Linked DNA regions of Homo sapiens: region 2 is linked to region 1. A link is a loop called in an ENCODE intact Hi-C map of the cell type or tissue named here. Cell type or tissue: sigmoid colon. All regions are shown on one strand. Each heading gives the region's core, and the rest is flanking DNA. Links, peaks and the distances in the headings are about the cores only.

Region 1 (11,367 bases), core at 1,962-9,961:
TAGGGCTGGGGGTGTGTAGGGCTGGGGGTGTGTAGAGCTGGGGGAGGGTAGGGCTGGTGTGTGTAGGGCTGGAGGTGTGTAGGGCTGGGGGTGTGTAGAGCTGGTGTGTGTAGGGCTGGGGGTGTGTAGGGCTGGTGTGTGTAGGGCTGGAGGTGTGTAGGGCTAGGGGTGTGTAGGGCTGGTGTGTGTAGGGCTGGGGGTGTGTAGGGCTGGTGTGTGTAGGGCTGGAGGTGTGTAGGGCTGGTGTGTGTATAAGGCAGGGGTTTGTAGGGCTGGGGTTGTGTTGGGCCGGGCGTCTGTAGGGCTGGTTTATCCGAATGCACTGGGTGGCCTTGGGCTTTAGGGCCTGCACTTTTCTGTTTTGTGCATCGATGTGGGAGGCAGGGTGAGTCCCCACCCGAGGGAGGCGGAGGTGGAGCTCAGAGAAGCACAGAGCCCCGGGAGGCCCCCAGCCGGGAGGGTGGAGGGCGGCTGTGTCCCATACCTTTAGCCTCTCAGCTGGGCTGTGCAGCGTCCTCATGAGCCTGAGCTCAGTGCTGCTAAGGCAGTTCGTAGCACCTTCCTGTGCCTCAGTTTCCCCATCTGTCAAGTGGGCATGAGAATAATACCTGTCTCACAGGCATGCTGAGAGGACTCAGGATTCACATGTGTAAACTGCTAGGACCACCACAGCTGGCTATGGTCATTACTATTACTGTGTGTCCCAGGCATGCCATTGGTTCAGAGGTCACAGGTGGCCCCCATGAGGTGACTTGCAGGAGTCTGCTGAGCCCATGGAATTGAGCTGGGCTTGTGAAAGTGCCACAGGAGACAGGAATGTGTGACCAGGCTGGACTCAGCCCGAAGGCTGTGGGTGAGGACCCAGAGGGTGCCATGGGTGCTGTGCCCACCAGGCTGTCCTATGGCACGTGGGCTTGTCAGAGCCTCTGGCACCTGCAGCAGGGCTCCCCTGTCCTGCCCTCCTTGAATGTCCTGGCACAGAGGGCTGGTACCAAGACAGCAGCTGCACTGCCATTTTGCAGAGGGTTGGAGTTCTCTGGGTCTGTAACCCTGGCCCGGAGTTGCCTGGTGTTTTCTGGGATTGACTGGAAGCAAAGGAGGGTGGGCAGGTCCAGCTTCCTGCAGGGTGGGGCTTTGCAGGGCTCACCACCGGATGCCAGAGGATGCCGGAGCTTGGAGCCTGGGACCCTCACAGTGGACAGGTGCAGGAGCCCCGGGGCCCCACCTTGCAGCTTCAGATTGAGGGTCTGAGGTGGAGCCTGGGGCCTGCGGCTCCTCGTCCTGCCCGCCCAGTGCAGCGGCAGTGACCAGTTGAGGGTACTTTGGGAAACTCTGAGCAGAGGAGGGTGGGGGCCTGTGCCTCCCTCCAGCCCTCTGTCCTTCTGCAGAGCCTGTCCCTATCACCAGCTCACAGTCACCTCTTGGACTTTTGCAAAGAGAGCTCAGGGGATGAGGAGGGAAGCAGTGATTCTCAGGGACACCGGGAGCTTCGGAGGCCGAGAGAGCAGGTTTGAACTCCTGGCTGTGGGATCTCCAACATGTTACTTAACCTCTCTGATCTGAGGCAGCTTATCTGCATATCAGAGGCAATAGCACCACCTACCTGGACTGGCAGCTGTGAGGATCTAAGGAAGCAATACTGGTGTGGATGCAAAGCCCTAGGTGTGCCCGGTGTGCAGGACATCGTCCCGTGCAGTGCAAGCACCAGGTGCACTCGTGGTATTGATAACGATGCCTGCTGCTTTTATTGGGATGGTCGCAGATGGTATCATATAATTCTTATTAGAGATGGCTGTTATTTTACATGGCTGTTAATACGGAGGTTGGGAGGCAGTAATTGTAACTTTTATAAAGTGTGAAAGAAGGACTAAAGCTGCTGTTTGCAGCTTCAGGCCCAGCCAGGGACCTCAGAGGATGCTAAATGGTTGGCACAAAAGGGCCAGAGGTTCCAATTGGCAGGGCAAGGGGTGTACATTATAGATAATATGGGGGACGGGGCAGGGGGTGCACTTTATAGATAATATGGGGGGGTGAGACAGGGGGTGCAGTTTATAGATAATATGGGGGACGGGGCAGGGGGTGCACTTTATAGATAATATGGGGGGGTGAGACAGGGGGTGCAGTTTATAGATAATATGGGGGGTGGGGCAGGGGGTGTAGTTAATAGATAATATGGGGGTCAGGGCGGGGGTGCAGTTTATAGATAATATGGGGGCAGGGTAGGGGGTGTAGTTTATAGATAATATGGGGGTTGGGGCAGGGGGTGCAGTTTATAGATAATATGGGGGCAGGGTAGGGGGTGTAGTTTATAGATAATATAGGGGTCGGGGCAGGGGGTGCAATTTATAGATAATACAGGGGTGGGGTAGAGGGGTGCAGTTTATAGATAATATGGGGGTGGGGTGTAGGTGTAGTTTATAGATAATATGGGGGCTGGGGTAGGGGGTGAAGTTTATAGATAATATGGGGGTGGGGTGGGGGTGTAGTTTATAGATAATATGGGGGTGGGGTGGGGGTGTAGTTTATAGATAATATGGGGGTGGGGTGTAGGTGTAGTTTATAGATAATATGGGGGTGGGGTGGGAGTGTAGTTTATAGATAATATGGGGGTGGGGTGGGGGTGTAGTTTATAGATAATATGGGGGTGGTGTAGGGGGTGTAGTTTATAGATAATATGGAGGGTGGGTTGGGGGTGTAGTTTATAGATAATATGGGGGGTGGGGTAGGGGGTGCAGTTTATAGATAATATGGGGGGTGAGGGCTGTGGAACCTTCCTCTGTATTCAGTTCCCAGGAGCTTCTCCAGATGAGTTTCCTTTGCCCGGGGGTGCCAGGCCTGACGGGGAAGGGCAGGGGGTGGGACAGGACCTGCCTGGACTCCTGGAGAGGACTCTGATGTCTTCTGGGGAGGGGGCACAGAGTCAGTGGCCTGGCTTATGGCCTGGGGGCCGTTTGGCAGATGAATAAGCTCAGACTTAGAAGGTGTGGGTTCCTGGTGTCACAGGCTGGTGAGGAGTGGGGAGACCAGGCCTGGGAGTCCTGGCCTGTCGGGTGGGCTTCACTGACGAGGGATGGGCCGGGCACGGAGATGCTGCTGGCTATGGCGGACTGCACTCGGAGTCCTGTCGCTGGGGAAAGCAACCCTGCCCGTCTCTTGCCACCGTCAGGGGACGGTGTTCAAAACTGGGTCTTTTCTCAGCCTCAGTGGGCTGGAGGGGTCCCAGGCTTTCTAATGCAGGGGCTTTCTGCCCAGGGCAGGCTCTGAGGACCAATGTTCACCCTACAACCGTGGTGGTGGGCAGCTCGCCCCTCTGTGAGCAGGCAGCACCCACGCTGGGAGGTTCTGGACCCCGGCCTCCGCAGCCCATAGGTTTCACCATTACCCTGAAAATCTCCTTGCTCACCAGTGATAAAGGAAAGCAGCTCCGAAGTGCAGACACCCGCTCCCTCTTTCTTTCCTTTTCTGGCTGCCCGGGTCTCCAGTTCTGCTGGGACAGCCCTGGGAGGGGCAGCCCAAGCCAAGCCTGCATGTGCCCCCGCCCCTGCACGTCCCCCCGCCCCTGCTGGGCCTGTCCTTGCACGCCCTGGGCCCCTTCACATGCATACGCTCCCACCTCCCCTTCCTGCAGCTAGGGCCTGGCCGATTACAAACAGCTGCCTAGCCCTCAAGCAGGATTTGCAGGCCCCGGAGAGGGGCTATAGTCCGAGGGCAGTGTGGGCCTAAAGGCATGTCGGGGGTCTTAATGGAAGCCGACGCCCCTCTTGTACCCTGCCCGGCTTCTGTCCCCTGGAGGGTGGCGGGGGGTGGGGCAGGCACCCTGTGGTTGTGCGGAGAGCAGCTGGGAGGCTCTGGCTCCAGGCCTGGAGGGGAGGGGCTGCTGGGCTCCAGGTGGGCTCTGGGGTCCTGGCCCTCTTCAAGGTCTCTCCGGAGCCCGGAAACTGAAATGTCAGTTAAGGTAGAAATTCACATGAGACATACGAGGGAGGGGTTCGCTGAGACTTTTCTCTGCAGGTGAAGAGTAGGACTCTCTGGGACTTGTCTTCTTCTGACCTGACCCCAAGTGCCTTCACACTGTGTTTTATCCCGATGGCCTCTGTGTAAGGCAGGAGGTGTCATCCCATTTTACAGGTGAGAAGCAGGCTCAGAGGCCCTGCAGCTAGGAAGTGGCAGAGTTAGGCCTTTAAAATAGCCTTTGAGGCCGGGTGTGGTGGCTCAGGCCTGTAATCCCAGCACTTTGGGAGGCTGAAGCGGGTGGATCACAAGGTCAGGAATTTGAGACTGGCCAATATGGTGAAACCCTGTCTCTACTAAAAATACAAAAAACTTAGCCGGGCGTGATGGTGCATGCCTGTAATCCCAGCTACTTGGGAGGCTGAGGCAGGAGAATTGCTTGAACCTGGGCGGCAGAGGTTGCAGTGAGCCGAGATGGCGCCATTGCACTCTAGCCTGAGCGACAGAGACTCCATCTCAAAACAATAATAATAATCATAATCATAAAAAAGCCTTTGAGTTGTGGGCATTTGATTCTGTCCAGCTGCTTGGGAACATGCCTGATATGAGTCCAGGCCTTCCGAGAGTGCCAAGTAGCCAAGGAAGGTGGGGTTTTGGTCCCTATCTGAAGGACGGTTGCACTTTTTTTCTTTGGGGTCTTCATCCCTGCAGTAGGCACTGAGAGAGAGGAGCAGGAGGAATGTGAAGTCCGGTGACCCCACCAACAACCCTCTGTCCTCCCTGCCCTCCTGCATCACCATGGCCCTGGTGGCGGGTCTCAGGAGGGAGCGGGGCCTTTTGGATCCTGTCACTCAGCAGCCTCTTCCAAAGCCCACAGAGCCGTGGGCTCCACAGGCGCCCCGAGTACCGTCCTCGATGAGATCTGCGGATTAGATCTGGAGCCTGTGCCCAGCTGTGTGTGCACTGTTTGCTTAAGGGGGTGAGCTGCCCTGGTCTGAGTCAGTTTTTCCATTTTAGCGGGAAGGAAAGAGTGATAGGGGAGGATTATCGCCAGGTAGGTGCTGCCTGTTTAGTTTCAGCCGACACACGGCCAAGGAGAAATGGGGCCCAGCAAGCCAGATGCTATAGCAGATAAGGCGCAGGCGGGCCAGGGGTAGAAATGGACCAGATGTTTCAGGAACTGAGCTGGAATAGCATCACAAAACCCCTCCTGGGTCAGGGACCTGGGCCACGATCCACATCTTTAAACCATCAGCATTTCAGAAAAGAAAAATGCAAACTCTGAGAGAAGCAGTGCCCCAGGCCTGATTTCCAAGTCCACCCTTTATCCTATTAGCAGAACGATGTGTTCTATGTGCCATGAGAGTCCTCAGGTTTGCCAAGGACCAGGCTCAAAAGAGTTTTACTCTTGGTTTTCACTTAAAATGGACCATGAGTCCTAAAGAATTGTCAAAGTCCTCTGAAGATTCGCTACCTGGGTAACTCACCTACGCCTACTGTATGCCCCAGACAGATTCTATTAGGAAAAGTTAGGAAGTTTCAATTTATTAGAAACCAGTGGAATAGAGATGCTGCTGCATATGTGGTCTTAGGCATTTCTAGTTTCAGGTCACCTCAGTAGCCAGAATTCACTGTAAACAGTGGTAACCCAAAGCCCTAGTTCATGCTCATGACATCAAAGCCTCAAACTTCAGTGTCTAGCTAGAGACCAGTGGTGGGAGTGGTGCCCCTGGAGGTTAAGGAGGGTATTGCATCCCAGCTCTACTAGACATTGTGAAAACCTAGGCTTGGCCTGGGTTGTACTAGAGTACTCATGGTGCGACCTCAAAACCATAACTTTCTTCTGTGCCTCAGTTTCTTCATGTGTAAAATGGAGCTGATGATGTCTCTCTACCTCATAGATTTGTGGTGAGCATCTAAGGAGGCACAGTTTAGATCTCTATAGAAACAGGCAAGGTCTCTTTGAGTTCTTCTTGCATCTCAGAGTGCCTGCCACTGTGAGGTGCTCAGTGAATGGTCACTGGGTTGAATTGTGAGTGCTTTGTAAACTCAGAGGGTGCTGACCAGCCCAGAGAATTGCTATGTTTTGAAGTAGCTCTCTGAAGTGGGGTGGAGAGCAGATGTTAGAAGCTGTGAACCATGCACCTGGGTTCTTTTAGGGGAGGATGGAAGGTACCAGAAGAGTGATCTCAGCTTACCACACCCACCACTGGCTGGCAGAGGTGGGGTATGCTGGGTTTGCTGACCCCAAAGAGGCTGGGTGGGAGAGGAAGCCGAGAGTTGCCTAGGGTGGCCTGGGGAGTTTGGTTGGGGAAGTGTCGGGGACACTATTCTCGGTGCTGCATCCAGGGAAGCTGCCCATCAGCCTTCCTTGGATTGGGATCTTTGGGATCAGGGATTCACTAATTGTCCCACATCTGACATTAATCTGGGCTCAGCCATGTGTTGCTGAGCTTCACACAGCTGTTTGCACCACCCCAGATCTTTCAAGGGGTCCCCAAGCAGATGACCAGTTTGCAGCAGGGCGTGTGTGTGAGGTACAGGAGCCTCCAGTCCTGTGGGCAGATGCTGACGGATGGGCTGATGGCTCCCAGCACCAACTGCTTTCTGTCGGTGACTTTCACTCCACCCACCAGTCCTGTGAGGTCAGTACGGTTCTCCTGACTCTGTGAGGACGTGCCCAGTTGACTTGGCCAATAGGGAGCAGAGCTGAGACTTGGTGGCTCTCTTAGACGCCAGTGTCCCCTCTGTGCTGCACCCATACCCCCCTCCCCATGCAACCCTGCCCAGCCCACTGCATCTTCCTGAGAGTTTTCCCAGATGTCACCCAGCACCTTCTTAGCTGTAATCTCTCCAGGCCCTTTCAACCTAAATGTCTTTAATTCTGGGATCAATCATCTCACCCTATAAATGACTCCCAGGAGCTCTTCCAGCTGTGCTCCAGAATTCCTTAAGCAGTGCCAACCTCGCTGTTCCTCCGACCGCTTCTTCCCTTTCCAGCCCTTCCCTCCAGCGGCTTCTGTTCTCTAGGATGCTAAGGCGAGTCCCAGGATGGCATTCAACTGGACACGGATGCCAGTGTTGTGAGTGCTCCATGCTGAAAGCCGCCTTCTCTGGGGCGGTTACTCACGCAGAGGCGGGAACCTGACTCTGTGCCTGTCTGTTGGCTTCCGTAATCCAGCCCTCCCTGTGCTGAGTTTAAGCCCAAATGAAATTACTGGGCTCTAAGTATGTGCCTTTCTCCATAAAATGTGATGCCTGGTCAATATCTTGGCCAAAAAAAAAAAAAAAAAAAAATTCCTCTGAAGGAGGGTAGTCTGGTCTCTTTCTAGTCACTTGTGAAAATATTTCCTGATCTGATCTCTGCAGTCGTGTACGCGGCCAGCACATAACTGCCCCCAGGCAGGGCCCTGACTTCCAGGCCGCTCAGGGCAGCTACCCTCCCTGGGATATGTCAAGCTGAGGGCTTCGCACATTCTTCTCTGACAACTCAGCTGGTTTCCAGCCCAGTCCGGCTGCCTCCTTCTTTTCCACTTTGACTTTCCTAACAGCCTGGGAAGCTCTGAAGCCTGTGTTTTCAGGCCTGCCGGTGCCAGTGGAGCTGGCCTAGGCCTCCCCAGCACCCTTCCTGACCCCTACGTAGATGCCCAGTGCTGCCTGCCAAGGACTTTGAATCTCTCCAGTGGGGACATTCCGCGCTCCTTGGGTGATGGGAGGCTGAGGGTAGAAGTGAGGGTTGATTTAAGAGAGCAGCCCAGATGGAAGGGCCTCTGGGGGTTGTTCTCCACCCTCATGCTCTGCAGCCCATATCTCTCCTCTGATCTCTCTCCCGGCCTCAGCTTTCACAGCTCTAGAGTGAGGTGGGGACATGGACGGCTGCCAGCTTGGATGGGGACGGGCTAACTCGCATGAAACCCTCTGGGCTGCAAAGCGATGCTCTGAATCTGTTGTTAATTACATCTTCCTCGGGCCGCAAGTTCTGCACCAGAGTTGGTCACTCTAAACCTGGGGCTGTTAGCTATAGTAGAACCTCATCTGCCTCGTTAGCAGAGACCGATGAGTGTTTGCTGCACAGCTACTGCCTGCTCTGTGAGCCTCCATGTTTGGAAATTTACTAAAAATACTGCCTTTGCATTCAACTCGCCACACATTTCTGTGAGCATGTACGATGTCAAAGGCCCTGTGGGTGGCTTTGCTGAGGGGGTGGTTGAAGAGACCATGTTCTCAAAATGAAGTTCGACGTTTCCTGAACAACTGTTCTCTGCACGTTGCTGTGCTGGGTGCATCCATCGGACGCAGCCCCTATCTGGAAGGAGGGCCGTGTGGGCCAAGAAAGAAGAGAGGATGCCTGGCCTGACCTGGGCTGGCCCTGAGGCTTTGAACACCTGGGCTCCTCATCCTGGAGTCAGTGTGTGGTGGCCGGGGGCCTGTCCCAGAACGTAGCACACTTCTCCTCTCTGCTGTCCCCATACTGTCCTGATAGCCTAAGAGGGTGAAGGGCTGGGGCTGGGGGAGGGAGTGTGGCCCAGGTGTTCAGAGGCCTCGGGAGTCTGCTGGGGAGGTGCAAGGAGGCCGCCCTGGCCAACCTGGCAGGGCTGGGAGGCCATGGGCACTTGAGGGGGGAGGATAAATGTCACTTGAGCATTTTCCTCCTCCTCCAGTTCCTTCTTTAATATCTATTTTTAATGAAAATAATACATTTCATTATAGTCATTTTGGAAAACACCAAAAAGTATAAAGAAGAAAATAAAAATGACTGTAAACCCAGATTCTCCCAAACCCAGATTATGAATACAGAGAAGAAAGTACAGAGGGAAATGCGTTGTGGTGGCGGATGGGGAACGCCTAGACCATCCCTAGGCCTCTGCCCTGAGGACTTGGACTTGGACTTTGTCATGCCACATTAGAGTGCAGGCATTCTCTTTCATTCACGACAGCTGTCAAAAGTCTAATTTAAAGTGTCGCCTATTGGATATTGGGGTGGCTCCCCCTTTTTGATACTGCAAGGGCAGGGGTGTTGAGGAAGCTTGCTGTGGCGGGTCACCAGAGCTGCCACCACCGGAGGGTGCTAGAGGCCTTCTTGGGCTCTCCAGGGGGAAGGGAACATCTTGGGGGTGCTGGGCAAGCAGCAGACCCCCTGCCCACCCTCGGGAATCAGTCAGCTGGTGGGAAGGCAGAGCTTTTGCCCTTTAAAGCCAGGGCACTGGCAGAAATGTAGGGTTTGGTAAAGACAGCCTGTCATGTTGGCTGGGAAAGACAGGATTCATCATTGAACTGGGCTAGAGTGTTGCAGAATCCGTCTGGGAAAAAAAGATTGGATCCTGCCCTACTCTTCTACCAAAATGCATTCCAGATGGATCTGAGATGCGAACTTTAAAAATGAAACCATAAAACTACTAGAAGAAAACATGGGAGGCCAGGTTTTACAGTCTTGGGATGGGAAGCTTTTCCGAGTATGACGTAAGCCCCTGCAGTTATAAAAGAAAACAGTTTGACCCCATAAAAGTCAAGATTTTCTATCTGGCCAAAAGAAAAGCAAAAAAACAACTGGTCACCGTAAGAAGAGAATCTACACCTATCTGACGGAAAGGGGGTCGACCTGCAAGGAACTCCCACTGATCAGTCAGAAAAGTCCAGCAAACAAACACCAAGATGGCCGACACACATGGCAAGTTCTCAGGAAGGAAAATACAGGTGACTTTTAAACATGTGAGAAGATGTTAGACTTTACTCACAAGGAGAGAATGGAGGTGAATCCCCAGGGAGAGGCACTGCTCCCTCGGCCAGATGGACAGAGAACAGAAGCTGAGAGTCTGTGACACTGGCTCCTGTGAGGGGCAGTGGGTGTTCCCATGGTGCCTTCTCTGAAAGGCATTTGGCAATATCTATCCAAGCATTAAAACACATGTACTTGGCCGGGCATGGTGGCTCATGCCTATATTTCCAGCACTTTGGGAGGCTGAGGAGGGTGGATCAACTGAGCCCAGGAGTTCGAGACCAGCCTGGCCAACATGATGAAACTCCATCTCTACTAAAAATACAAAAACTAGAGCTGGGCACGGTGGCTCACGCCTGTAATTCCAGCACTTTGGGAGGCTGAGGCAGACAGATCACTTGAGGTCAGGAGTTCGAGACCAGCCTGGCCAACATGGTGGAACCCTGTCTCTGCTGAAAATACAAAAATTAGCCAGGTGTGGTGGCGGGCGTCTGTAATCCCAGCTGCTCAGGAGGCTGAGGCAGGAGAATCACGTGAACCCTGGAGACGGAGGTTGCAGTGAGCCGAGATCATGCCACTGCACTCCAGCCTGGGCGACAGAGAGAGACTCCGTCTCAAAACAAACAAACAAGCAAACAAAAACACACATACTCTTTGACCAGCATCTCCAGTTCCCAGAATGTTTCCTGCAGATATACGTGTGTGTGGAGAACCGCTGTGCAGCACTGTCTGGAAGGGCGAGAGCCGTTTAGGTGGGTTACCATGCAGAACAAAACAAGCACAGCAGCTAAGAAGATGAAGTTTTCATTTGCTGAGGTACACCAATCTCCAAGATATGTTAAGTAAAGCAAAGCAGAATGAAGAATGTTCGTCGTAATGGATCCATCTCTACTCAAAGAAAAGACACACAAATCTAGGCTTGTCTATGATTATTGAAAAGGGATGCATACAAATTGGGACTCGTGTGTAGTTTCTGTAGAGTGGACGGCTGGGTGCACAGGCTGCAGGTCTCTCCTGAATCTTTTGAAAGGGGTTGAATGCGTTGTTGTTCAGCAGGTGGGTCTTTGGAAGGTGGACAGTTGTGTGTGCACAACACAGAGCAGGGACAGGGACGTGGGGCTGGCGGCTCTGGGAGCTGAGAACCTTTCCAGCAAGCAAGCAGCTGGCCTTTGGCTGAAATGACTTAGTCAATTAAAACAACTTGTGGTCTTAAAAAATAAAAAGGCCAGGCATGGTGGTTCACGCCTCTAATCCCAGCACTTTGGGAGGCCAAGGCAGGTGGATCACCTGAGGTCAGGAGTTCAAGACCAGCCTGACCAATATAGTGAAACCCCGTCTCTACTAAAAATACAAAAACTAGCTGGTGTGGTGGCACATGCCTGTGGTCCCAGCTACTTGGGAGGCTGAGACAGGAGAATCGCTTGAACCCGGGAGGCGGAGGTTGCAGTGAGCCGAGATCGCGCCACTGCACTCCAGCCTGGGTGACAGAGCGAGACTCCATCTCGAAATAAAATAAAATAAAAATAAAAAAAGGACAAAGACAGGAAACAAGATCAACCCAGGCAGAGGCTGGATTGACTATATATGATCACTCAGTAATGCTCCGAAAATAGGAGTGTGCCCCTGTAGATGCTCAGAACTGAAACTGTCGTTGCCATCCTTCATCCACTCATTTTACAGGTGGGGAACCTGAGGCTGGT
Region 2 (11,367 bases), core at 1,710-9,709, 190 kb before region 1:
TACTCAACCATAAAAGCCCAGACAGGCAGGAGGTTTGCACTGTGGGTGAAACGGGCTGCTGGTGTGGTGGGATGGGGGCCTCTGGTCAGCTGGGCCACCTGGCATCAGTCTGTGGGTGGGTTGCCCGGCCCTGCCCCACCTCTGGAAGATTCTACATCTGTGTAGGTTGCAGGTCTAGAGTCTGTCCCCAGCGTCTCCACGGTAATGGTTTTCATTCCCTGTCACTCAAAGCTCCTTTTAAGTAGAAAAGAATAAAAAGTTTGAAAAGGAGAAAGGAGGATTCCCACTTTAGGTCCATTTGGCCCCTGACCTCGGCTTTAGAGGGCGCCGGTGCTCGGAGGTCTCTGCTGGCTACGAAGAAGTGGGGTTGGGGGGCTGCCTCTGCCTCCTACCTGTCCCCCGGCCACCTTCCTATGAGGCCATCAATGCCCTGGAAGCCTGCAGCTGCTGCAGTGTCCCTGGTCTGCCCACTTCTTCCCAGGTTCCCTCTGAGATCTGCCCTTCCCCCCACAGCGGGCTGCCAGTCTGACCCAGTCACTCCTCAGCTGGAAACCCTCCAGGTGAAGCACAGAGTTGGGGCCTAAAGCCCGCCTTCCAGCCCTGGGCAAGCCGGGCCACTCCTCTGTCCCTGGATGCCCGCCTCAGCAGGGCCGCCTCCCCTTTGGGTGTTTTGTCCCCAGAGTTTCTAATTCAAACCTTTCCTGACTCCCTTCCACCTGGTCCTCTCTTCCTCATCCCTCAGAGCAGGGCTGAGACCCCAGAGACCCTGGCTGGGTCGCGGGCCCCTCTGCACGCCCCCCATCCCCCTGCCCCCTTGGAGCTGCAATGCAGGTGTCCACTTTCCTCACTGGGCTGTGACGTCCCTGAGGGCCCCGGCCTCCCCTCCCTGTTCCCAGGGCTTGGCCCAGTGTAGATGTCCAGTGGGCATCAGGGTGGACGCCATGGTGACAGCTTAGATGCATTTTTGGAGATTGTGATGGTGGTGTTGGGGCCAGGGAGGAGGAACCCCCGTGAGCACACAAGCTGACAGCCCCATGGCCACAGAAAATACACAAGGCCCTTTTCCTCAGTTGTGGCCCCAATTCCAGAGTCAACACCAATAGGTGGGCTCCTTCCTGGGCCTTGGGGAAGCCAGTCTGGGACCTAGGTGGCCAGTTAGTTCTGGGTTTGCAGCCTCGGCTCCTGGAGACCCCGCTGTAGGCAGAGCTCCTGTTCTGTGCTGGAAGTTTGAGTCCTTTGTGGAGGACACAGTGGGGGAGATGGAGGATGGTTTATGATGCTCTGTGCCCCTCCTGGGCAAGGGGATGCCAGGGCTGGTGAGCACATGGGGTAGGAGCTGAGGCATTGTGGGGGTCCTGGCCATGTCTCTCACTTGTGAGGACCTGACACTCACCGGGGCCAGCTCTTGTGGATGACATCGGTGTCATGAGCTCTGATGGGACATCATGGGGCTTCCTGGATAGGAAGGGAGTCCTGCCGGCCTCTTGGGGGTAGAGCCGGCAGCCTCTGCCTCTCCTGGAGGCCCCGGTGTCATGCCTCAGCTCTTCCCCACACCTCTGCGCTGCTCACCCAGCCGCCCCCTCCCATTAGTGCCCACTCTGCACCACACGCGCCTCTGCCCGGCTCACCCAGCCGCCCCCCCATTAGTGCCCACTCTGCACCACACGCGCCTCTGCCCCGCTCACCCAGCCTCCCCCCCATTAGTGCCCACTCTGCACCACACGCGCCTCTGCCCCGCTCACCCAGCCTCCCCCCCATTAGTGCCCACTCTGCACCACACGCGCCTCTGCCCGGCTCACCCAGCCTCCCCCCCATTAGTGCCCACTCTGCACCACACGCACCTCTGCCCCGCTCACCCAGCCGCCCCCTCATTAGTGCCCACTCTGCACCACACGCGCCTCTGCCCCGCTCACCCAGCCTCCCCCCCATTAGTGCCCACTCTGCGCCACACGCGCCTCTGCCCCGCTCACCCAGCCGCCCCCTCATTAGTGCCCACTCTGCACCACACGCGCCTCTGCCCCGCTCACCCAGCCGCCCCCTCATTAGTGCCCACTCTGCACCACACGCGCCTCTGCCCGGCTCACCCAGCCTCCCCCCCATTAGTGCCCACTCTGCACCACACGCGCCTCTGCCCCGCTCACCCAGCCTCCCCCCCATTAGTGCCCACTCTGCACCACACGCGCCTCTGCCCGGCTCACCCAGCCGCCCCCCCATTAGTGCCCACTCTGCACCACACGCGCCTCTGCCCCGCTCACCCAGCCTCCCCCCCATTAGTGCCCACTCTGCACCACACGCGCCTCTGCCCCGCTCACCCAGCCTCCCCCCCATTAGTGCCCACTCTGCACCACACGCGCCTCTGCCCGGCTCACCCAGCCGCCCCCCCATTAGTGCCCACTCTGCACCACACGCGCCTCTGCCCCGCTCACCCAGCCTCCCCCCCATTAGTGCCCACTCTGCACCACACGCGCCTCTGCCCCGCTCACCCAGCCTCCCCCCCATTAGTGCCCACTCTGCACCACACGCGCCTCTGCCCGGCTCACCCAGCCGCCCCCCCATTAGTGCCCACTCTGCACCACACGCGCCTCTGCCCCGCTCACCCAGCCTCCCCCCCATTAGTGCCCACTCTGCACCACACGCGCCTCTGCCCGGCTCACCCAGCCGCCCCCCCATTAGTGCCCACTCTGCACCACACGCGCCTCTGCCCCGCTCACCCAGCCTCCCCCCCATTAGTGCCCACTCTGCACCACACGCGCCTCTGCCCCGCTCACCCAGCCTCCCCCCCATTAGTGCCCACTCTGCACCACACGCGCCTCTGCCCGGCTCACCCAGCCGCCCCCCCATTAGTGCCCACTCTGCACCACACGCACCTCTGCCCCGCTCACCCAGCCGCCCCCTCATTAGTGCCCACTCTGCGCCACACGCGCCTCTGCCCGGCTCACCCAGCCTCCCCCCCATTAGTGCCCACTCTGCGCCACACGCGCCTCTGCCCCGCTCACCCAGCCGCCCCCTCATTAGTGCCCACTCTGCACCACACGCGCCTCTGCCCCGCTCACCCAGCCGCCCCCTCATTAGTGCCCACTCTGCGCCACACGCGCCTCTGCCCGGCTCACCCAGCCTCCCCCCCATTAGTGCCCACTCTGCACCACACGCGCCTCTGCCCCGCTCACCCAGCCTCCCCCCCATTAGTGCCCACTCTGCACCACACGCGCCTCTGCCCGGCTCACCCAGCCGCCCCCCCATTAGTGCCCACTCTGCACCACACGCGCCTCTGCCCGGCTCACCCAGCCTCCCCCCCATTAGTGCCCACTCTGCACCACACGCGCCTCTGCCCCGCTCACCCAGCCTCCCCCCCATTAGTGCCCACTCTGCACCACACGCGCCTCTGCCCGGCTCACCCAGCCGCCCCCCCATTAGTGCCCACTCTGCACCACACGCGCCTCTGCCCCGCTCACCCAGCCTCCCCCCCATTAGTGCCCACTCTGCACCACACGCGCCTCTGCCCCGCTCACCCAGCCTCCCCCCCATTAGTGCCCACTCTGCGCCACACGCGCCTCTGCCCCGCTCACCCAGCCGCCCCCTCATTAGTGCCCACTCTGCACCACACGCGCCTCTGCCCCGCTCACCCAGCCGCCCCCTCATTAGTGCCCACTCTGCGCCACACGCGCCTCTGCCCCGCTCACCCAGCCGCCCCCTCATTAGTGCCCACTCTGCGCCACACGCGCCTCTGCCCCGCTCACCCAGCCGCCCCCTCATTAGTGCCCACTCTGCGCCACACGCGCCTCTGCCCCGCTCACCCAGCCGCCCCCTCATTAGTGCCCACTCTGCGCCACACGCGCCTCTGCCCCGCTCAGCCAGCCGCCCCCTCATTAGTGCCCACTCTGCGCCACACGCGCCTCTGCCCCGCTCACCCAGCCGCCCCCTCATTAGTGCCCACTCTGCGCCACACGCGCCTCTGCCCCGCTCACCCAGCCGCCCCCTCATTAGTGCCCACTCTGCACCATACGCGCCTCTGCCCCGCTCACCCAGCCGCCCCTCCATTAGTGCCCACTCTGTGCCACATGTGCCACTGCCCATGTCCCTTGCTTCAGTTCCAATGGGCCTACTGGCCTCGGATCCCTTGTCCACTCCAGGTCTGCACTTGGGAGATGGGGTCACCTGGTGCTGGGCCCCTGAAGTATGCCGATGACCTGGGCCCTGCAGAAGTGTCCAGCTTGGGGAGGCGGGAAGCAAAGCAGAGCTCCGGGGTGGCCTTTGATTTTCTACTTCCCCCAGCCCCATTCCAGGGACCCCTCCACCCTGCTACACCCACCTGCATGCAGGGACATGAGCCGAGAGCCCAGAGGGGACCCGTGAGAAGGGAGGGAGGAAAGTGAGAAGACTCCGGTACCAGCAGCCTGGAGTTACACTGGGACAACCAGACGCTCCAGGGTGCATCAGCAGAGGACGACCCTGTCCCTGAGCAGCTCCCAGGCGGCTCTGCCATCCTGGAGGCCCCTGGGGCGCTGTCCTATCAGCACCAAGCAGCTGTGCTCCCAAACTCTGGGGCGTGCAGCCTCAGGGCAAGGTGGCTTTGGGTGGCTGATGGTGCCCCCTCAGGGACTCTGAGCAGGTCTGAATCTTTCTGAGCCCTTGTTTCTTTAGGTACAAAGCAGAGATGCTTACCTGCCAGATGGAAGGTCTGGGGGAGGGGAAGGGACTTCAGAACACGCCGCTGGGGCATAAAATTATTTTGTGCAGGAGGCATTTGAGTTTCAGAAACCCCTTATCTGAATAAAAGCAGAGCCCCCCAAAAGAACTAGAAATAACTCAACTGCTGTACATCCCTCCCTGGAGTGGCCAGGGAAGATGGACTCTTATCATAGTCAGTGACGAGAAACCTCCATAGCACACGGATACGGGCGTGGTCCCAGAGCCACGCTACCCCAAATCTGTCCACCTCAGGGCCCATTTACCTTTCCAAAAAGCCATTCGTTTTCCTGTGTGTGCCCTTCTCCTTCTCCCCTGATTTTTGTGTACCTCTAAGAGGATATGTAAGCCCCAGATTCTAACCACTCCTCTGAATCCCATTTTCCTGTGGTCTCCCATGTACATTTCTACATGAAAACATTTTTTTCCTCTTCCTAATCTGCCTCTTGTCAGTTTAATTTGCAGGACACAGTGGCATCATCAGAGATGGCAGAGCTCTTTCACTCCATGGGAACTGCTCTTGGAGCCCCTGGCCCCTTGAGGGGACCTGAGACTCGGGGAGGAGGGAGGTCTGCTTATGTCAGGGTGGGGCTGGGCTGACCTGTCTCCATGCACATCAGGCAGCCTGGGTCCTGTCTCAGCCTGGCCAGCATGATCGACTCCTATTCCCACGTCCGAGCCCTTTGCAGGTATTACCTCCTTTCCAGAAGGGGCTGCTGCCTTTTGTTGCTCTTCCTAAATCAGGTCCTGGGCCAGGTAGTTTAGGAGCAATGAGGTCCTTAATGTTTATGGCCCCGTGCCCTCCTTCACAGGTGGGGGAGCTGAGGGTTTAGAGGGATGGCGCGACTTCCCCCGAGTGCCCCAGCAGGATATGAGGCCAGGCTGCTACATCCATCCCAGGACCCTAGGGCCCTGCAGGCGGAGGCTGGGACCTCTGCACCCACCTCAAAGGCCTGTCCATTTGCAGGGCGGGACTGCCCACGAGGCTGGGCCTGATCCAGCTCCAGACACCAACCCCATGGAATCCCAGTTCCACCTGGGGCAGCCTGTGATGAGCAGGTCACCTCACCTCTCCAAGCCTTGGTTTTATGTCTGTAAAGTAGAGGCAATGTTATCCCTCGCTGCACAGGGTTGATGCAACGGGGCAAGAAATAAGGTGGGGGAGACAGGCTGCCTGCGTTCCCCCCAACACGCATGCTCCCTCAGGAACCCGATGCCTGTGCAGCCTTGCCAGGCTAGCACGGGGACCTGCCTCTCAGAGGCAAGACCCAGAATGCACCCATAGTATGGCCACTTGATCTGGGACCCTGGCAACCTCCTCCCCTGTCTCTGGGCCTCAGTTTCTCCCCCTGCACCACGGGGGGCTACGCTAGTTGACTGGAGCCCCTTCTTGGCCCAGTTTGTGCAGAGCATGAAACCAGTCACCCGGGTGTCCTGCTGGCCTCCCAGACCATGCGATGCTGCTGGTTAGCAACCACAGAAACAAACGCATCAAGAGGCATTCCTTGGCTTTAAAAAGAGGCCGTTTGAAGAGGCAGGCCGGCCTCCCCCGCCCGGTGTGCCCGGCATCTGGGAGGGGCAGGGCTGGGAAGGTGATGAGTGCATGGCAGCCAGACCTTGGCTGGCCGGAGGAGGCCGGCGGGCTGGGGCCCTGGCTTTGGTCAGGCTTGTTTTATGTCAGGGTGACTTGGGCCGTGGAGGAGCCGCCGTCTTGCCAAAACAATGTTTAAAACATCTCGGAAAATGTGCAGCCACTTCTTTTCCACGGGATTCATGCCGAGTCTTCCTGGCTTGTTGGGGAGGGTTGAGGACTGGCCAGGAGGGAGTGAAGAGGGCGGCCACAGGAAAAAGAGTGAGAGACTTTAGACTGAGGCAGGGGCCTGTCCCTGCCCTGCCTGCCCTCCCTGTCTCTTCTCTCCCTGTCCCCCACCCCTCACCACCCACCCCAGGAAGTCAAAACTCTGTCTCTGTTTCTCTCGCCACCCCAGGCCACCCTAGGAAGTGGGCACTAAACCCATTTCACAGATGGGCAGCCACAGTGCTGGGGTAGGAAATGAGGATTCTGACCCACCCAGCGTGGGGGCTGGGAGCTGGATCGGCTACAGAATGTGTAGAGCCTCTGCAAAGAGAAAACAGAGGTCCCACATTCCAGATGGAAATAACTAAGAATTTTAAGAGGGCAACAACAAAGCATTAAACCAACTACAAGACCCTCCTGAGCCTGGGTTCTCACGAGCCGGGGTCCTCCTGAGCCTGGGTCCTCCTAAGCCTGGGATCCTCCTGAGCCTGGGTCCTCCTGAGCCTGGGGCCCTCCTAAGTCAGGGTCCTCCTGAGCCTGGATCCTCCTGAGCCTGGGTTCCTCCTGAGCCTGGGTCCTTCCATGTCAGGGTCCTCCTGAACTGGGGTCCTCCTGAGCCTGGGTCCTCCTGAGCATGGGTCCTCCTGAGCCTGGGTCCTCCTGAGCATGGGTCCTCCTGAGCCTGGGAACTTCTGAGCCTCGGGTCTTCCTGAGTCAGGGTCCTTCTGATCCTGGGTCCTCCTAAGTCTGGGGTCCTCCTGAGCCTGGGTCCTCCTGAGCCTGGGGCCCTCCTGAGCCTGGGGTCCTCCTGAGCCTGAGTCCTCCTGAGCCTGGGGTCCTCCTGAGCCTGGGTCCTCCTGAGCATGGGTCCTCCTGAGCCTGGGAACTTCTGAGCCTGGGGTCTTCCTGAGTCAGGGTCCTTCTGATCCTGGGTCCTCCTAAGTCTGGGGTCCTCCTGAGCCTGTGTCCTCCTGAGCCTGGGGCCCTCCTGAGCCTGGGGTCCTCCTGAGCCTGAGTCCTCCTGAGCCTGGGGTCCTCCTGAGCCTGGGTCCTCCTGAGCCTGGGGTCCTCCTGAGTCAGGGTCCTCCTGAGTTGGGGTCCTCCTGAGCCTGGGACCCTCCTAAGTCAGAGTCCTCCTGAGCCTGGGTCCTTCTGTGTCAGGGTCCTCCTGAACTGGGGTCCTCCTGAGCCTGGCAACTCCTGAGCCTGGGTCCTCCTGAAGCTGGGCCCTCCTGAATCAGGGTCCTCCTGAGTTGGGGTCTTTCTGAGCCTGGGTCCCTCCTGAGCCCAGGTCCTCCTGAGCCTGGGACCCTCCTGAGTAAGGGTCCTCCTGAGCCTCAGTCCTTCTGTGTCAGGGTCCTCCTGAACTGGAGTCCTCCAGAGCCTGGAAACTCCTGAGCCTGGGCCCTCCTGAGTCAGGGTCCTCCTGAGCCTGGGACCTCCTGAGCCTGGGAACTCCTGAACCTGGGGTCCTCCTGAGTCAGGGTCCTCCTGAGTTGGGGTCCTCTTGAGCCTGGGGTTCTCCTGAGCCTGGGACCCTCCTAAGTGAGAGTCCTCCTGAGCCTGGGTCCTTCCATGTCAGGGTCCTCCTGAACTGGGGTCCTCCTGAGCCTGGGTCCTCCTGAGCATGGGTCCTTCTGAGCCTGGAAACTTCTGAGCCTGGGGTCTTCCTGAGTCAGGGTCCTTCTGATCCTGGGTCCTCCTAAGTCTGGGGTCCTCCTGAGCCTGGGTCCTCCTGAGCCTGGGGCCCTCCTGAGTCAGGGTCCTCCTGAGCCTGGGTCCTCCTGAACCTGGGGTCCTCCTGAGCCTGGGTCCTCCTGAGCCTGGGCCCTCCTAAGTCAGGATCCTCCTGAGCCTGGGTCCTCCTGAGCCTGGGTCCTCCTGAAGCTGAGTCCTCCTGAGTCAGGGTCCTCCTGAGTTGGGGTCCTCCTGAGCCTGGGTCCTCCTAAGCCTGGGAACTCCTAAACCTGGGTCATCCTGAGCCTGGTAACTCCTGAGCCTGGGGTCCTCCTGAGCCCGGGGCCCTCCTGAGTCTGGGGTCCTCCTGAGCCTGGGGTCCTCCTGAGCCTGAGGCCCTCCTAAGTCGGGGTCCTCCTGAGCCTGTGTCCTCCTGAACCTGAGGCCCTCCTAAGTCAGGGTCCTCCTGAGCCTGTGTCCTCCTGAGCCTGTGGCCCTCCTGAACCTGGGTCCTACTGAGCCTGGGTCCTCCTGATCCTGGGATCCTCCTGAGCCTGAGTCCTCCTGAGCCTGGGGTCCTCCTGAGCCTGGGTCCTCCTGAGTCGGGGTCCTCCTGAGCCTGGGATCCTCTTCAGCCTGGGACCCTCCTGAACCTGAATAGTCCTGAGCTTGGCTCTTCCTGAGCCTGGAATCCTCCTGAGCCTGGGGCCCTCCTGAGTTGGGGCCCTCCTGAGTTGGGGGTCCTCCTGAGCCTGGGTCTTCCTGAGCCTCGGTCCTTCTGAGTCATGGTCCTCCTGAGCTAGGGTCCTCCTGAGCCTGGGTCCTCCTAAGCTTGGGTCCTCCTGAGTCAGGGTCCTCCTGAGCCTGGGGTCCTCCTGAGCCTGGGGTCCTCCTGAGCCTGGGACCCTCCTGAGTCAGGGTCCTCCTGAGCCTGGGTCCTTCTGAGTCAAGGTCCTCCTGAGCTGGGGTGCTCCTGAGCCTTGGTCCTCCTGAGCCTGGGTCTTTCTGAGCCTGGGACCTTCCTGAGCCTGGGTCCTCCTGAGCCTGGGTCCTCCTGAGCCTGGGTCCTCCTGAACTTGTCCTTCTGTGATTCAGGTCTTCTTGAGCTCAGCCCCTCCTGAGTGTGGTCTCTTTGGGACAGTGGGGACACAGCCTGTTGGTCTGTAGCCTTGCTCACCCCGATGACTGCTCAGACCCGCTCTTCATTAGTGGTGGGGCGGTGCAGAGGTCTTGGCTGTGCTTGGCCCTCCGGCTGGCTGCAGGGAGCTTTGGCAGAATCCTCTAGCCTCCTGCCTGGCTGTCCCTGAGGGGTGGGAGCCAGACTGGGCATGAGCCCTGTGGGTGGCTGCCCCAGCCCTGGAGTTGCTGACAGTAGTGGGCAGGAGAGGCTTTCTGGGCGGGGACCTGGCCCCTGCAGCCCCAGAGGTCAGTCAGAGGTGGGAGGCTGGCTGGGGTGGAGACGCCTTCCTTGGTGGTGTTGCAGGCCTTGGGCTTGGAGGAGCCATCTGAGTCTCAGTGCCTGCCTTGGTGGGGCAGGGGTGGCCTGGCCCTGCCCCTTTGGAGCTACTCGCCCGGGGCAGGTCGCTCTGCGCCTCTGGGAGCCCCAGTTCCCCGCTGGCAATTTGGAGCCCTGGGGGCCCTGGCCCACCCCACTCCCAGGGCCCCTCCACTCTCAGTTTTTCCCAAGGAAAGCCTGGGTGGTCTGAGGCCTGGCCTTCCCCCTTTGAGGGTCCGAAGAGTCCCTGATCATGGCCAGGGCCGGGCTCACTACAGATGCCACTTCCACGTTCCCTGAGTGCCTCCTGTGTATGCATGGCCCTGGGCTCCTGGCTCCTTCTCCCTTGGGCGTGGAGGAGGTGGCAGGTCCACCCTCTCCCAGGTGAGGCCCCAGTGTTGAGTCTCACACCCCGGGTCACAGCACGGTGGGACTCCGGCTTGGACTCTCAACTTCACCCCCATCTCCAGGGGGCTGGCGAGTGGATAAGTACACCCCTCCCCAGGCGGGAGGGACACAGAGCTAGGGCTCCAGCTTCCAACCAGAGGTTCAGAGGGGGCCTACAGAGGAAGCTGACCCTCACAGCGCCACAGCCCTGGCCAAGGTGCACAGCGTCCCATTTTCCGTGTCCCCTGGGAGGCCCAGTCCCCCTCCTGGAAGATGCCTGGCCCTAAGTTGCTGTCTTCTTATTCAAATGGACTTCTGTTGGCTCATACGGTCCCATCAGCTGCAGTGGATGTTTTGCATAATGACGATTTGGAACTCAACCTATTCTACTAGAATGTCCAATTTAATGCCAATTAAGTCTGGAATTGAATGATGTTCTCTGGGAATCCTGCACAGATGAGCCTCAGTGGCGCTGGCTGCAGAGACCGTGATCACTCACTTTGGCTTCTTGGAACCGCCCTAGCACAGGGCTGTGGGCTCCCTCACCTGGCCTGGCCCTCGGGCTACCCCTGCCACTGCCTTGATGGGAGAAGCCGCTGGATGGGCAGCCTCACGTGTGCTGGAAGAAGTCCTGGCCTGGAGGTTCGGAGGCAAGGCAGGCTGGGAGGTGCTCCTGCTGATGTGGATGGCTCTGCCTCCCTTCCTTTCTCACTTCCACCTCCTCTTCCCAGCCCACAGGCCTGTCCCACACCTGTTCCAGGAAGCCTGCCTGGACTGCCCTCCATCCGGAGTCTCCGACGTCTCCGTGCCTGTTCTGGTGAGGTCGTTCCATGCTGGAACCTCTCTGGCTTTTGCAGAGAAGCTCTGAGGTCCTCTGGCTGACTTGCGTTCATCCTGAAAACATTAGGCTCCGGGTGGCCCAGTCTGTGTGCCGGAGTGTGGCGTGGAGGCTGGAGGCTCGCCCTGCTGTCAGCTGACCTGGGCTGGCGCCTGGGGGGCCCCTGGAACTGGTGACTTGGGGGGCTTGTAGGGGTGGCTATCTCCCCGCTTTGGGTTGATGTGAGTCACACACACGGTGCACGGGTGTGTGAGCCAGCCCCAGTCAACGAAGCTGTTAGGACTTTTGTATTTATTTTGGACAATCACCAGGGGGGCCAGGGTGACTGCAGCAGAGTGGGCTGGGAGGGCAGAGAGCAGAAAGGGCCGGGTGAGGACTTGCCTCTTCCTGTAAGATAGTGTGTCCTGAGCGTGGCCACCAGGCCTCCCTCACTGTCCCTAGGGTGAAGTCTAGCTCCTCTGCTGACCCCTGTGGAGTCCCATGACT

What was found. Peaks named below come from ENCODE experiments on the same cell type or tissue, not always from the same donor. Only the 100,000 strongest peaks of a DNase experiment are listed, where the experiment ranks them.
Region 2: a loop joins it to region 1, with 1.9 times the contacts of the local background. A loop is called at or near these places in 2 of 110 quality-filtered maps.

The regions. Positions count from the first base shown.
Region 1 is chr9:134,654,916-134,666,282 of GRCh38, forward strand. The region is part of intron 1 of COL5A1 (collagen type V alpha 1 chain); the gene reads left to right. Among named protein-coding and RNA genes, the nearest start is that of COL5A1-AS1, 7.8 kb to the left of the region's middle. RefSeq lists enhancers at 1-744, 745-1,608, 2,665-3,472. In sigmoid colon, for the core only: a CTCF peak has its summit at 5,709; DNase peaks (open chromatin) are centred at 5,086, 7,066, 7,446, 7,826 and 3 weaker places; H3K27ac peaks cover 1,805 bases.
Region 2 is chr9:134,462,928-134,474,294 of GRCh38, forward strand. The region is part of intron 1 of LOC105376311 (a long non-coding RNA gene); the gene reads left to right. Among named protein-coding and RNA genes, the nearest start is that of MIR4669, 89 kb to the left of the region's middle. In sigmoid colon, for the core only: no CTCF peak of the experiment used is centred there; a DNase peak (open chromatin) is centred at 6,394.